Regions from separate parts of the Homo sapiens genome. Here region 1 is linked to region 2. Evidence: chromatin loops called from intact Hi-C (ENCODE). Cell type or tissue: GM12878. All regions are shown on one strand. Links, peaks and the distances in the headings refer to the core of each region. The heading gives the core; the rest is flanking DNA.

What was found. A loop is a pair of places that touch in the nucleus more often than their neighbours do. Peaks named below come from ENCODE experiments on the same cell type or tissue, not always from the same donor. Only the 100,000 strongest peaks of a DNase experiment are listed, where the experiment ranks them.
Region 1: a loop joins it to region 2, with 2.4 times the contacts of the local background. A loop is called at or near these places in 4 of 110 quality-filtered maps.

What each region holds. Positions count from the first base shown.
Region 1 is chr14:39,480,775-39,489,119 of GRCh38, forward strand. All of the region lies in intron 2 of LOC105370461 (a long non-coding RNA gene), which reads left to right. The region is part of intron 2 of LOC105370460 (a long non-coding RNA gene); the gene reads left to right. It overlaps LOC112267899 (a long non-coding RNA gene), which reads left to right and starts at 2,743. Exons shown (of 3, transcript XR_001750732.3): 1 at 2,743-3,586; 2 at 4,243-4,483. In GM12878, for the core only: no CTCF peak of the experiment used is centred there; no DNase peak of the experiment used is centred there.
Region 2 is chr14:39,969,238-39,977,582 of GRCh38, forward strand. No RefSeq gene overlaps it. Among named protein-coding and RNA genes, the nearest start is that of FBXO33, 540 kb to the left of the region's middle. In GM12878, for the core only: no CTCF peak of the experiment used is centred there; a DNase peak (open chromatin) is centred at 5,004.

The DNA of each region.
Region 1 (8,345 bases), core at 138-8,137, 490 kb before region 2:
CAACTTGAAGAGTGCCCCAGTCTCTCTAATCCAAGCTTTATTTAGGATGGATGAGGAAAAAAAGGTAATAGGCATATTCCTATAAAATTTTCAGACTCCAAAGATAATGATAAAATCTTACAGGGTCCAGATAGAAAAAAAACGTTAGTTGGAAAGGACAAATAATCAGACATACATTACATTTCCTGTGTGCACTTCTTGAGACTGGAATGTGGTGGTTTAATGGTAGTAGACCAGAAGATTACACCCATGAATCTTAGGCTAGGCTAAGCTAAGCTATCAGTTACCTCTTAGGGAGAAAGATGTTTGCAGATGTGTGAGAATTCAGAGATTAGAGAAGTCTTGAGAAAATATACCAGTCAACAAAAGGGCTTGAACAGTGACTCTAGGATATGAGAAGATAATGAAGGGAAATAGTGGTAAGCAATAATCTTGGCAGTATACACGATTTTCTTTTTTTTTTTTTCATTATACTTTAAGTTCTAGGGTACATGTGCACAACGTGCAGGTTTGTTACATATGTATACATGTGCCATGTTGGTGTGCTACACCCAATAACTCGTCATTTAACATTAGCTATATCTCCTAATGCTATCCCTCCCCCCTCCCCACACCCCACGACAGGCCCCGGTGTGTGATGTTCCCCTTCCTGTGTCCATGTGTTCTCATTGTTCAATTCCCACCTGTGAGTGAGAACATGCGGTGTTTGGTTTTTGGTCCTTGCGATAGTTTGCTGAGAATGATGGTTTCCAGCTTCATCCATGTCCCTACAAAGGACATGAACTCATCATTTTTTATGGCTGCATAATATTCCATGGTGTATATGTGCCACATTTTCTTAATCCAGTCTATCGTTGTTGGACATTTGGGTTGGTTCCAAGTCTTTGCTATTGTGAATAGCGCTGCAAGAAACATACGTGTGCATGTGTCTTTATAGCAGCATGATTTATAATCCTTTGGGTATATACCCAGTAATGGGATGGCTGGGTCAAATAGTATTTCTAGTTCTAGATCCCTGAGGAATCACCACACTGTCTTCCACAATGGTTGAACTAGTTTACAGTCCCACCAACAGTGTAAAAGTGTTCCTATTTCTCCACATCCTCTCCAGCACCTGTTGTTTCCTGACTTTTTAATGATCGCCATTCTAACTGGTGTGAGATGGTATCTCATCGTGGTTTTCATTTGCATTTCTCTGATGGCCAGTGATGATGAGCATTTTTTCATGTGTTTGTTGGCTGCATAAATGTCTTCTTTTGAGAAGTGTCTGTTCATATCCTTCTCCCACTTTTTGGTGGGGCTGTTTGTTTTTTTCTTGTAAATTTGTTTGAGTTCATTGTAGATTCTGGATATTAGCCCTTTGTCAGATGAGTAGATTGCAAAAATTTTCTCCCATTCTGTAGGTTGCCTGCTCACTCTGATGGTAGTTTCTTTTGCTGTGCAGAAGCTCTTGAGTTTAATTAGATCCCATTTGTCAATTTTGGCTTTTGTTGTCATTGCTTTTGGTATTTTAGACATGAAGTCCTTGCCCATGGCTATGTCCTGAATGGTATTGCCTAGGTTTTCTTCTAGGGTTTTTATGGTTTTAGGTCTAACATTTAAGTATTTAATCCATCTTAAGTTAATTTTTGTATAAGGTGTAAGGAAGGGATCCAGTTTCAGCTGTCTACATATGGCTAGCCAGTTTTCCCAGCACCATTTATTAAATAGGGAATCCTTTCCCCATTTCTTGTTTTTCTCTGGTTTGTCAAAGATCAGATGGTTGTAGATGTGTGGTATTATTTCTGAGGGCTCTGTTCTGTTCTGTTGGTTTATATCTGTTTTGGTATCAGTACCATGTTTTGAAAAGATCAACAAAATTGATAGACCGCTAGCAAGACTAATAAATAAGAAAAGAGAGAAGAATCAAATAGATGCAATAAAAAATGATAAAGGGGATATCACCACTGATCCCACAGAAATACAAACTACCATCAGAGAATACTATAAACACCTGTACTCAAATAAAGTAGAAAATCTAGAAGAAATGGATAAATTCCTGGACACATACACCCTCCCAAGACTAAACCAGGAAGAAGTTGAATCTCTGAATAGAACAATAAAAGGCTCTGAAATTGAGGCAATAGTTAATAGCTTACCAACCAAAAAAGTCCAGGACCAAACGGATTCATAGCCGAATTCTACCAGAGGTACAAGGAGGAGCTGGTACCATTCCTTCTGAAACTATTCCAATCAATAGGAAAAGAGGGAATCCTCCCTAACTCATTTTATGAGGCCAGCATCATCCTGATACTAAAGCCTGGCAGAGACATAACAAAAAAAGAGAATTTTAGACCAATATCCCTGATGAACATCGATGCAAAAAAAATCACAAGCATTCTTATACACCAACAACAGACAAACAGAGAGCCAAATCATGAGTGAACTCCCATTCACAGTTGCTTCAAAGAGAATAAAATACCTAGGAATCCAACTTACAAGGGATGTGAAGGACCTCTTCAAGGAGAACTACAAACCACTGCTCAACGAAATAAGAGGATACAAACAAATGGAAGAACATTCCATGCTCATGGGTAGGAAGAATCAATATCGTGAAAATGGCTATACTGCCCAAGGTAATTTATCGATTCAATGCCATCCCCATCAAGCTACCAATGACTTTCTTCACAGAATTGGAAAATCTACTTTAAAGTTCATATGGAACCAAAAAAGAGCCCGCATCGCCAAGTCAATCCTAAGCCAAAAGAACAAAGCTGGAGGCATCACACTACCTGACTTCAAACTATACTACAAAGCTACAGTAACCACAATCTTCAATCTCAGTGGTTAATGACCAACTGTTGGCAAATGTTTTCTGTAAATTTTAAAGAAGTTTTCTTTTTTTCTCCTCCGGCTTTGAATTTGAAATCTTTCAAACACATATAACATTTGAAAGACTGTTATGTAGTTTCACCAATTTCTCTTGTGGAATTTCTCTTCTAATTCAGGTATACTCTTTGGAGATGGCTCATTCCAGAGCAGGAGGGATAGAAAGTAAGCCTGCATTTTTTTTACTTGCCAGAAAGTAAGGAAATGCTCAAAGACAAATGGACACATGTCAAAAGGGCAGAGAGCACATGCAGGAGATTGATTGGAGAGTACTTTTCATAAGATCACCTGTAAGGGAGCGAGCAAAGCAGCACTGGCAGAGGAAGTTGAGTTGTGATGCAGTTCATCTTGTGCACATGGAGAGTTCTGGACCTAGGATGACCCTTCAGAGTGTTCTGAATTGGGTCAATTGAGCTGGGCCCTTATACCCAACATGGACCAGTCATTTGAAGTGGGCTTCCCCTAGAGAGGGGACATACCCTTGGGTGAGGAAGCTCCTTTCATAGAAGGCAATTCCTGGAGAGATGCCAGTTGTGAGCTCCCACATGCAACATTCTTACAGCTGGGGAAGAGTGCATTGGTACTAAAGTAAGTCCTGGACAGTACACCCGAGCAATCCCTACCATCGTTCACTAGCTTCATAGAATATATTCACCCCATCTGGGAACAGAAGCTCTAGTATTCTGATTGGTCTCTTTTTCTGGAAATACAGAGGAGAGTAAGTAGGATTTATTCCAGTCTCTTTCATTACACCTTGTCTTCAGGCCACAACTAATACTCATTGTCTCCTTCTGCTACTGATTCTAGATTTCCCCTTACCCTTGACTAACGCCTCTACTGATCTAAGCCACTTACCTTGTGGGTCCCTGAGGCCCTTGTTACCACGCTTTCCTGAGGCTGTGACTGTAGAATTTGTTCATTTCCTATCAAAATTGGGCAAAGGAGTATGAAGAGATACCCTTCATTTATACCCTTCATATGGCAAACATAATGTGTTCATTACCTGGGTGATAAAAATATGCTTCCCCATACTCACCATGTGGCAGAAGCTCCACTTTTTCCTGATAATCAAGGTCTATTAGCCCTACATAGATGGTGACTCCTTTTCTTGCCCTCTGGTCTCTTGGCCCAAAATGTATGAAATGACCAGGTGGCAGTTGCAGCTTACAGTTTAACGGGCTGTGTCCACTGATGGGACCAGGACCTCTAGATTAATTGAACCTAGCATTCAGGGATGAGAAATAAAAATGAAAATTGCTAAATGGGTCATTGGGAATGACAGCAAGTGGGGCCATTCCTGCTGCTCCCCTTAGTTTCCTGTCTGCATTTTACCTATTGCAGATGCAGTCACTATGTAATGTTTTTTGATTTCAGGTATAACCTCATCCTGGAGCAGGGCACCCTATCGTCAGATGGTATCATCTTTAAGGGGTTGTCTCAGCCATGCCTTTAGAATTACCTTTCATTGCTTGTCATGCTGGAAGCTTCTGAATGTTGCATTTTGTGATAGAAACAGTGGGTACCATGGTCATGTGCTCACATCTCCTTTGCGGTAAAGAAAAGGATCACTCATTAACATCCACCAGATAACATTCTCCATGAAAGCACCAAATAAGTAAGTATACAAAATACTAACCAATTGAAATTATCCAGCTTCTGTCATTGGCCCCCTTAGTGCTGGCATAATGGACAAAGCAGCCATGGTGACAGGGATGGAGGCTATGCCCGGGCCCAAAAGTATGAGTTCTCTCTCACCAAAGCTGAACTAGCTACTGCTGTGCTCACACCGTGGTCATATGCTCACATCTCCTTTGCTGTAAAGACAGTCCCTTGGTCCAAGACAATGTTATGTGGAATATGGTTAAAGTGAACCAGAAACATAAGTTCTCAGGTAGTGGTTCTGGCTAAGGGTCTGCAGGCAGAAAGGTCAAATCCATGTTGTAATATATGTTGATTCTTGTCAAAGTGATTTATTTCCACTTTCAGAGTGGAGAGGGTCCAGTGTAATCCATTTACCAACAACTGTCTCGTTAATTTCTTTGAGGGAATGTGCTATATTGGGGGCTCAGCTTTGTGTCTGTTACTGGTAGGTTAGATAATCTGTAGTAGCATAGCAGTAGCTAGTTCAGCCTTGGTGAGAGAGAGCCCATACTGTTGGGCCCATGCATAGCCTCCATCCCTGTTGCCGTGGCTGCTTTGTCCTAAATTATACTAGCACTAAGACGGCCAATGACAGAAACTGGATAATTTCAGTTGGTTAGTATTCTGTATACTTACTTGTTTAGTGCCTTCTTCATGCAGAATGTTCTCTGGTGAGTGTTAATGAGTCACCCAAAGATCTTCATACTTTATGTTTACCCCCCTAGGTCCATTCTCATGCCCCTTTTCCAGGAAAACCAATTAAGAGACTTGGCAGTCTTTTAGATGAGAGTCGAGGCCCTGAGCTAGCAGAGCGGCAGTGAGAATATAAATAAACAATGATATATGAGTGGAATTTTAAGTTAGGCTTGTGACATTTTGGAGACCTTAAAGTTCCTAATCTGATTGATTAGGAAGATCAGAAGTTTGTTTGTTTGTTTGTTTGTTTGTTTATTTATTTGAGATGGAGTCTTGCTTTGTCACCTAGACTGGAGTGCAATGGCGCAATCTCAGCTTACTGGAGCCTCCGCCTCCTGGGTTCAAGTGATTCTCCTGTCTCAGCCTAATGAGTAGCTGGGATTACAGGTGCTCACCACCATTCCTGGCTAATTTTTTTGTGTTTTTAGTGGAGATGGGGTTTCACATTTTGGCCAGGCTAGTCTTGAACTCCTGACCTCAAGTGATCCGCCTGCTTTGGCCTCCCAAAGTGCTGGGATTACAAGCATGAGCCACAGCGCCTGGCCAATTTATTTATTTTTAATTTCTCATTTATTTTTAATTTGGATAGGAGAACCTTATTTCTCAGAAAGGGTTGTAGCCTACAGGGTGGCCATTCTGACAGGCTAGGAAGTGTAGCCTCCGGCCAGAAGCCATAAACAGATACTTCAAGGGAGGGGCAAAGAGCAGGAATTTTTGCTGAGCAGGATGGCCAAATATACATATTTAATAAGTTATAGGAGGAGTCATAAGTATTTATGAAAGGAGAAACATGTGCATGCACAATTGAGCTTCATACTCCTTCACGGGTCCCATGTACAAAAATTGTCAGTGTTAGCGTGATCTGAGGGTGGAATTTTCGGTCCTCTGATGCCAAAAGGTGAAGCAGAGGACATTAAAACCCTTATGTACATTCTTCGTAGATTGGCCAGAACCACTCCATCATCATTGGTCTCTTATCGGGTGAAAAGGAGGGGAAGCATCAGGCTGTTGGTTGATATCAGTGGTGTAGTCTTTTGAAAGGGCTGGTTTCTGCTAAGCCCTTAGGGAAGAAAGGCTAATTATGGTTAGCAAGGTAGCGAGTATAACAACATGTGTCTGACCTCTCCATCCCATCAAGACTGAGAACTCAGTTTTCAAGATTTCTCTGGGGTTCCTTTGGCCAAGAAATGGTCTGTTTAATCAATTGAAGGGGCTTAGAATTTTATTTTTAGTTTACATTCTCTCCCATTTGGCCAAGACCTGCCAGACTTTTCTTTTGTCCCATATCATTGCTGGGGTGATGTGGCTACCTGCTGCAGGTCCATCCTGTCCCTCAGTGGGACCCTTGTGACAGAGGGACTTAGAGCCAAAAGACTTACAGCCAACTAAACATTTTATGCCAGATGAGAATGGAGGTGGGCAGGTAACCATCAACACTTAAAACCTTTTAAGCAACATAAGAGCCAAAAACCAAAGCCAAAAAGTAAGGTTATAAAAGTGACTTACCAGTTCTATGCACTGAGCTACTACAATCTTGGTGTTAGTTACAGACTTGTAGCCGTTAGCTATATAAAACATAAGCATTTTGCTAAAACCATTTTAAGCTAAGGAATTTAGAGATTTTGTTGTTCTGCAATGCCTTTTGCAATCTCTTAAGTAATTTATCTTAAGGTGGCTGAAAAATTTCTTATTATATCATTATTTGTGTGAACCCCGTAACTGGGAACAACTATACTGAGAAGGCTTTGTCACCAGGTGTCTTGATATTCTCTTAGTAATTCTCATTTACTTCTATGGAAAGCAGGAAATTCTTTATGGTTGGATGGATGGAAAGGGACCACAAGATGGCTCAGGAGGAAAAGTCTCTCAAAAATTTGCCAGCTCTTTAGGCAATCTGTGTGCCTGTCCTTGATTTGGAGAGTCTGAACTAATTCTGTCCCTCAAAACTGGCCCTTACAATCTCACACACCCACCTTTTCCCCCATAGTCTCTGGGCCTAGAGAGAGGGTGCATCTGTTGTTTCAGCAGCAAGGCAATGACAATGAAAAAAAGATTGGGTCCAATAAGATTGCAAATGAGGGACATTCACAGCCTTTGTAGAATCATCTCTGGTTTTTACAATATCATGATTCTGGTTTTCTCAGAAGAAGTAAAACAGTGAGAGATAAATAACATTAATAATTTGACAATCAAAAGAGAATGTGTATGTCAGAATGGAAAAAGGAACCTATTCTGTTAGGGAGACAACTAAAACCATCATGCAGAAATTAATTTTAATTGAGACAAAAGATTTAGGAAAAAGTTGCTCTGTAGGTTGGAGACACAAATTTTATTTTAGACCAGCAGACTATTAGAAATGCTGGTACAAAACTCAAGAAAGGAGTCAGAATTAAAGACAAACACATAGCTGTGTCATAATCCTACCCATTTTATAACTGAGAAATATGGGAGAAAAGATTGTTGTCGCCTCTCTAATATACCCATTATAATCTTCAACCTGCTGAGTACTGGGGGATTAGGATCATGGGGGAACAAACAGATAAACAACAGCTAACACAAGAAAATGGATTTAATCAGGTTTAAAGCTTAGTCTTATGTAAGAATTTAAACATTTCGTTTCAATAATGCTTAGTGTCTTGGAATAATTGCTCAGGGTCTCAGATAGCTTCTCTTCCTAAGACAACATCTAAGTATGTGGTGCTGGGGTGGCTTCTATGATGTTACAGCTTAAGGAAGGCAGGATTCCCAGATTTGCATATTATCCCAAGGCTCCTCTGGTTGCCATGGCGATGTCCTTTGTTTGCTGGCTGCTGCTGCTCTCTCTCAGCATTTGGATTGCTTCTCCCACAGTTTGGTCAGAGCCTAGTGATGCTGCTGGTTGACAAAGCTTCTGGTATTGGGGAGCCCTCTGGATATGAGCTGGAGTCAGCTCAGGCTGGGTGGCTCACTCTGAGCCTCCATCTTCACTTCCACACAGAAGTCTCACCTGGCAAGCTCCCTAGCAAGATACTCTAGGGCTGACATTTGCCCACCTTGGGAAAGCTAAACTCATAGGCTCAGGTGCAAAGTTATTTTGATACTTTCTTGGTTATTTGCCTTTTAATTTGTTTAGTATCTATCACTGGCCGCCCTCCTTCCTC
Region 2 (8,345 bases), core at 54-8,053:
AAATTGTGTCCTATAGTTGTATGGAAAACAGAACTTGTAGGTGATAGCCTTTGATATTTAGCCAAGGAAATTTCCAAGCTAAGTATTAATGGTGTGGCTTTGTTTCTTCATTTTGATTACAATAAAATGAAAAAGATAAATTGAGGAAGGAACCATTGAGGCAAAAAAAGCAGCACTTGTGATTTGGGAAATTTGCAATATATACAGATTGCAAAAGATGCTACTATTAGGAAAGCATGCTCTGGAGAGAAGCCAAGGGTATGGCTGGACCACCTTTTGCTGAGATTAGATGTATGTCTTATGGAATCATACATACACTCAACCTTGTCAGAAGAAGCCAGGAATAGAGAGGAGGTTATCCAGGGAAATCTGTGGAGGACCTTCTTCCCTAATGACACAAGACCAGTTGACATACTTAGGAAATCCACAAGGTTTGTGAAGATTTTATGTCTGCAGACACACTACCAGGCTGGACTGAAAGAGACAGAGGATAAAATGAAAGAAGGCTATTGGACTTCTGGGAGTCTAAAGGCAGGAAATGGGCTGCAAGAACTACTTACCTAGAAACATGTGCTACCTTTCAAGAATAATGATTCCAATGCCAGAGCTATGATCCCAGAGACATATGATCCCAGAGCCACAGGCCCAGATGCCTACTAGGCCAGAGCAGCAGGCCCAATGAGTGGAGCCTAGAGTCACAGAGGATTATTCTTGGGCCTTGAAACCTAATATTTCTTTTGCTGCACGTTAGACTTTCTAGGGATGGGTGACTTCTTTATTCCAATTTCTCCTCTTTGAAATGGGAATATCTATAACTGTTACCCTATTCCATTCTCACCATTTTATCTTAAAAGCAGATAACTTGTTTTATAGTTTCACAGCTCCACAGGTGGAGAGGAATTTGGCTCCAGGATTATTCATACCTAGTTTTGTTACAGTAGGTAGCTAGTCAGACATTAGCAGGTCAGGGGAGGCTTCCTTTACCAACCCAGGAATGTTAGGCAACCATCAGGTGATGGTCAGATGGTTGTTAACTGTCTCTCTAAAATAATAATTGGTCATAGCCAGTACAAGGGAAAGGAAGTCTTCCAATAAATAGAAACACCTGAAACTGGTGATTAGCAGCTTCCCAATAAGGTCTCAGGAGTTGGGCCTGGGCTCAAACATGTGCACTAAATGGCAAAACAGTGGAGTTTAAGTGGTAGATGACCTTCTAGGAACATTTGGTGAGGGAAGAACACCACAAATGAGCATGTGTACAACTCCAGTAAACACACTGTACATATGACCCCTCCCAAGTGCTGGCAGGACACTGCAAATGTGGACAGCCCACCCCAAGGAAAGAGTCAGTAGAGAAGGGACACAACCCCCGGGAAGCATGCTGGCATATAAACTCCAACTCAAAGATCAAACTGTGCACTTAATCTCTCAAGTTGCCTGCTTGGCCATCTTCCAAGCATACTATTTATTTTTTGTCATTCCTGCTCTAAAGCTTTTTAATAAACTTTCACTCCTGCTCTAAAATATGCCTCGGTCTTTCACTCTGCCTTGGTCTTTCACTCTGCCTTATGCCCCTTGGTCAAATTGTTTCTTCTGAGGAGGCAAGGATTGAGGTTGCTGCAGACCCATATGGATTCACTGCTGCTAACAGTTTTACCCATACCTGATTTAGATGAAGAGATTTGGGACTTTTGAGCTCATGACATTCAGATAGGATTTTATACTTACAGTTGACGGCTGTGATAGGCTGATATTTCAGAGGATGTTGGGATGGCCTGAATGTGTTTTGCACATTGGAAAAATATAAATATTTGAGGGCAATAGGGTGGACTATAGTGGTTTGAATTCTGGCTCTCAAAAACATATGTACACATGTAAATCTCTGAAACCAATGAAAACTACCTTATTTGGAAAAAAGGTTTTTGCAGATATAATTAAATAACCTTGAGACATTATCCTGGATTACCCAGGTGGGCCTTAAATTCAATGCCAAGGGTCTTTACAAGAGAGAGAAGAGAGAAAGATACACATGCAGGAGAAGGCAGTGTGGAGACAGGGGCAGAGATTGGTTTCATGTGGCCATAAGCCAAGGAGGTCAAGGAATGCCAGCATCTGCCAGAAGCGGGAAGAGGCAAGGAAGGAGTCTCCTCTTGAGCTTCTGGAGGTAGTGTGGCCCTGCTGACACCCTAATTTTGGACTTTTGTCTCCAGAACTGTAAAAAAATAAATTTCTGTAGTTTTAAGACTCCACATTTGTGGTAATTTGTTATAGCAGCCCTATGAAACAAATAAGGAATATCATGTTCAAGCTCTTTTCTTTAAGGCATTGAGACTTTCTTGGTTATGGTTATAGTTTATTCCTCTATATTATAGTGACAATCAAAATGATTCTGGGCCTCCCCTTCAAATCAACATTTCCTAGTAGTCCCAGAGTAGCTAATTCCCTATAGAATTGTCAGAGGCATTAGAACCAGAGCGACTCCATTTTTAGTGAGGGCAAGGAAAATGAGGCTGAGACTTGCTGGGCTGCATTCTCAGAAAATCAGGCATTCTTAGCCTCTAAATGTTTACAGTTAAGGAAACAGTAATGTTTACTAACACAGACCAAGACTGGGTAGTGTCCAGATATCCCAATATCTGGAGAACAAAGGCATTCTTAATTTTGCTTTAAAGATAATATTAATTCTTGCAAAATATAGTTAATTAAGAAAATTAATCCTTTATCACAAATCCTTGTAGCTGACCACATCTCCCTGTATATACAAGCATTGTACCTAGGGTGGATGTGTTCCTCCTCTTACTTTTGGGATCATCTTACTCTGCCTATGGAGTAGCTGTCCTTTCACCACTTGACTTTCTTCATAAACTTGCTTTTACTTTGCACTGTGGACTCACCCTGAATTCTTTCTTGCATGAGATCCAAGAACCCTCTCTTGGGGTCTGGATCGGGACCCCTTTCCTGAAACAGAATGACTAATTTCCTTCTGCCTCACTATAAAATTCTCTTCTTCCCAGGCTGTTGGAGCATATCCTTGGTAGCTTCTACTTCATTCACTTTTCTTTCTTTTCAAAAAGCACACCAAGTAAGTACAGCACCCATCCAACTCTTTATCCTCTTTCCCATCACCTGGTCACAAAGATCCCCTGCACTTCACTGCCCATTCCTTTCTGTAATGTACCTCTGCTTGAATTCAAATGCACATTTGCATTTTAATGGAAATATAATTGACTTCTAGTGAACATTTAAATAATTAAAACTTCACATTTATATTAAAATCCAGTTCCTTTATAGCCTATCCTCCTAACTTTTGGGGAAGATAGTTTCAACACAGATATGTCCAAATCCAGGTGGTGAGCTTTTAACCAGTTAAGAGTACAATAATTCAAAAACTTCAAGACAAACACAATGTCTTATTACATGTATGAACCTTTTAGATTAGGCAGATAACCAAGCATAAGCAGGAGGGGTAGCCTTGAGAAAAGAAAAGTCTGGAAAGTCTGAGGCTTGAGGGACCACCCCAAATTTACATATTAATAGCATCTCTAATGCTGGAGTGGGTGAGCAGGAAGGAGAGGAGGTACCTAGGCAGAAACACCCTGGAATGCCTCTGAAGATGTCACAATAATCATTCACTCTACAGTTAAAATGTCAGAATGTTGCTAGATACATGATGATAAAGGAGGAAAGAGAGCAAAAGGGGCTGTCCCAAGAGATACACAGGTGCAATAAGTAGAGATTTGACAGCTATACAACCTTTCTGGGGTGGTGGTAATGAGCGACACCGCCATTCATTAAGATTCATATTGATCACTGGCCTGTGCATGTGGATTAACCAATGGTAAAGGAGGGTCCCACAAGCCTGGGTGGGGACAAAGGCAGGGATGTAAGCCAGAAGTGGGAAAACTAGACAAAGGGAAAAGGTGGAAACTTGAGACAGAAGTGGGAATGTGAAGAGGAAGCCTGACATGATAAAACTCACAGTGCAGGACCCTTGGGGCTATTTTCCTGCAAGAGCAGCCCACTCCTCTCTTGGTGTGTGCTTATTTTTTTCTGCAATAAGCTCTTTTTTTTCCTGTTTTCTTTCAGTGAAGCTCTCTGTTATCTTTAAACCACCTCTTGACTGAAATCTTTCTCCCAAGTTGACAAGGACTGGGACTTCTGTGCTTCCTGGTAACAATCCCAGATTGTAGCAGAGTGACATAACTTGGTAGTAAATGAACTATGTTCAGTAGATGTATTTTAGTCCATCATGTTAATCATTACTGATCAAAATAGATGTTTTTTGAAGCAGCTCTGAATTAAAAGTTTAAAAAGTACCAACTTATGCTCCTAAAACATACAATGACATAACTTGGTAGTAAATGAACTATGTTTAGCAGATGTATTTTTGACATACATCATGTGAATCATTACTGCTCAAAATAGATGTCATTTGAAGCAGCTCTCAATTAAAAGGTTAAAAAGTACTCAACTTATGCTCCTAAAACATGAATAATGAGAAAAGAGCCAAAAAATCTGAATCATAAGTGGAAAATGAAATGTTATAATTATGGAGAAGCTTGGTTGAATAGTCAACACTTAGATAGGTACAAATGTGAGTTGTGCATAATTTGAAACTCTCCAAGGATCATTCTTGGCCTTGAATGACCTCAGCTTCCTTAAGAAGACAGCTTATGTTTTGTTTCATTCCAGTTCAAATATCAGCCCAATCCTGTGAGTAGCCAAATCATAACCACTTCCCAATTTATCAGTCTCAACTTCAGAATAGTCTAGGAGGATGTAAGATGGGGCTTCTTGGTGGTGGAGATCTGCAAGATTCAGACTTCCTGTTCCTCCTGGATTTGCTTTCCCAAACCTGCCCTAGCCTGATGATGCAGCATGGTGTGTGTGTGCTGGAGTGGGTTCCTGGAGATATTTACGTATGTGTGGCCAGTGGGTGAGAGGTGCTATTCACTGCCTGTTGGTTACTTATGAACTTGATGTGAAACTGGTCATTGGTTCCCTGAGTGACTGGGGTTTGTGTTCTGACTGTTAGCTGCAGTATAATTATTAATCTTTTGAGGGCTCTGCTCAGCTTTGCTGTGCACAGTTCTGTGGTAAGTTTTCTTCCCACAAAGGTGAAACCTTTTGCTATTGGAGTTTTCATGAACTGTTGGGTATCCATACAACTTCCTCTTCATTGAAGAGAATCTCATACCTCTTAGCAACACCTGCTCTCAGCTTTGCTTACTTTCACCTGCATGGTCCCCCTCTCCTGGCACTCAGCAAATAACTTAGCAAATCGTAAAAAATGCCATCACATTCTACACAGTTGCAGAAAACTGTGCAAGTGCTTCTATTCTGCCCCTCACTGAAGGGGTGAGTTGAATGTGCCCTCTTCCTCCATGGCGAAGGATCCTTGATTGAGGATTAGGAGTAGTTTATATTCTGTACTGCTCCATGAAAAGACGGCTTCCCTTAGGCACTCTAGCTCCCTTATATAAAAAATGGTAGTGTGTAGACTGGTACTTAGAATTTGATGGGATACTTTATTTTAGTAATCCCTGAGACAAGACGGTTAACAACACAGTGAGAGTCTGACAGTTTTTTCCTAGTTGAAATGATTCCTTCAGCAATCCTAGCACATTCTATTTAACTCTTGATCCAAGAGTGCTCTGTTAACAGTTCTAGGCCACAGCTGAACATTAGACTCATCTGGACATATTTAAAAATTGTAACCCTTGGAATTCAACCCAAATCAATAAATCAGAATTTTGGGGGCGTATAATCCTAGCACCAGTATTTTTTTAACCAATAGGCTAGAAGGGAAGCCTAGTGAAGATGAATGAACATCCTGTCAGTTCATTGCAACCATATAATCCATAGGAGGAAAGTATTATACTGAAAACTCTAAAATGAAGAAGCTGATATAGTTGATAAAAGGATTTTAGTTCTTAATTTCAAGTCAGCCAAGACAAAGAGAGAAACAGGTTGTGCAGCTATAGTCTAATTAAAAGATACATTAATAGTTGTTTAGAGTTAAAATATTTTGCCCAGATAGAACGAATTGATTGTATGAGTCTTTATGCATTCAAAGGGATAATGGCTCATGTCTTAGATAACAACTTCATAATACAAAAAATGCCACATATTGCTATTGCTTTTGTTTATCATTCATAAAAGCTGAGAAATATGACAACATGAAGGAAGAATAGGCAGTGTTGTGACGCCATTAACTTGCTCTGATTTTCCTGTCAACACATTGGTTTATAAATGTTAATGATACTGTATGATCATTGTTTGGGCAACCACGTAAATGACCATGTTGGGAAATGCTATGCATAACCCAGATTGACTCAAGCAGTCCTGAGATTGGCATTCTTCCCTGATGGGGTTATGTCAAAAATAAGCCTGATGTGTACATTAGTTGATGAGTTTGGGAACTGAAAAAATTAAGAGAATACCAACTCCGTAATATAATAATTGTGCAATGTTAGGGAAGTTGCTTAATTTCTTTGAGTCCCAATTCCTTATTTTCAAAAAGTAGTAATGATCTCTCTTTAATGAGTTATTGTGAGGATTAAGTGAGAGGTACATACATGTGAAGATCCCAAAACAGGGCCCAGTACACAATAGGTACTCTGTGAATATTGGTGGAGATTCTTGTTACTATTTAAACAGACCCACTGTGAAAGTGTTTCTAGAACCATATGGTGCTGAATATTATATTTTATAGATTTTGACACCAGACCTTTCCAATGAAAGAGATATCAGAATATAGGATAATGACCTTAGGAATGAAATGCTTTTTAATCTTAATCTATTTGCTTTGCTGTTGGTTTTCTTTTTCTTAGATTACATAAGGAGCTTCACTTTCAATAAGAAGAGTGAACTCTGAGCCTCTTTCCCCACCTTCAACACTAAAGCAAAGGCAGGATAAAAATATGTCAAAGATCCTTGTTTAATTTATAATACAGATGGTCATTAGAGTATTAGGAATTCGATGTATTATACCACAATCTCTTTCATTATATGAATTTCTTTGTAAAAAAGAAACATTACTATCTGTTTATGGGTTTTACTACCTTTTCAATCTACCAGCCCTGCCACAAACATCACAATGCTGTAACTTCCAAAATATTGTTCTCTTGCAGCACAATTCATGCTTCTGCAGATTGTGCAGACAGCATCCTTTATCGATTATACTGCTGAGATAGCGCATATGTGGTTAAATTTTGCAAGGCTCCACAATGCTAATACTAATTCTGTTCATGTCTTGGCTGGGTTTTGTGTTCAAGGGATGCAGAAGTGGTTTTTTTTCCTCATATTTTTCAAAAATAGGAATAAGCACAGCCGTTGTCAGTATTTATAAAAATATCCATATAAGCTTAGTTCACCCAGGTCCACAGCTGTCAATCAGCAGGAATCACTCTTATTCTCTCTCTGTTTCTGTCTCTGTCTCTTTAAGATCACACATTTTTATTTGTACACACATTTGTATCTGAATTTCTATTGATAAAATTAGAAAAGTCAGTCATCTTTATTCTTCTCAAGTACTGATAAGAAATTTAGAGGAAGGAATTATAAAACTGGTGAAATTTGATATTAAACATAAAAATATTAGCAAGAAATGTGAAGATGTAAAGTATCTTAAAAATCTGTACATTGAAATAGCTTGTAGGAATAGCAGGTAGCCCAGTACCCATATTATTAGACCATCTATATTGTGTGTTTCCCACCAACATAAGATAAGGGACTATGGGTATAAATCTGATTTTCTAGGAAAAAAATAACTTCCAGAGGAAATATCAATTTTATGTCTTGCTCTCTAAAACTTCACTGTATATAAAGTCATTTATAATTGTCATTGGCGAAGTCATCATAATTTATTTTCCTGGTGCCTGTGGGTTGGCTAAGCCCCTTTTGCTTTTAGATTTTATATTCACCTTTTCCTGTTTCATCTGTAGAGTGAGCAAAAAGAACTTGTAAAAGACATAATATGAGTCATCCTTCAACAATAGATTTCTCCTGAGATGGTATTTCTAAGTGTAAATTGCCTTTTTTCTCTTCTGCTCAAAATAAGGACTGAGGGTTGTTTATTCTCTCTACTGCTTTGGCTGTCGTGCCTGTAATCTCTCTCTCTCCTCCTCTCTTTGTCTCTCTGTTAGTTTAGTGGATGGCAAATTGTTTCTCTAGGTGCCAATTGTAACTGCCATCTTGCTATCACAGTCGTAGGAGGCAATTGTGTATCCTTTTTCTGTTGAGAAGGGTATATATAATCAGTAATTCTATCTATTACAATGGCAAGTGGGTCGTGTCTAGAACAGACTCTCATTTCTCAAAATAAAATAATATATGTATTGGAT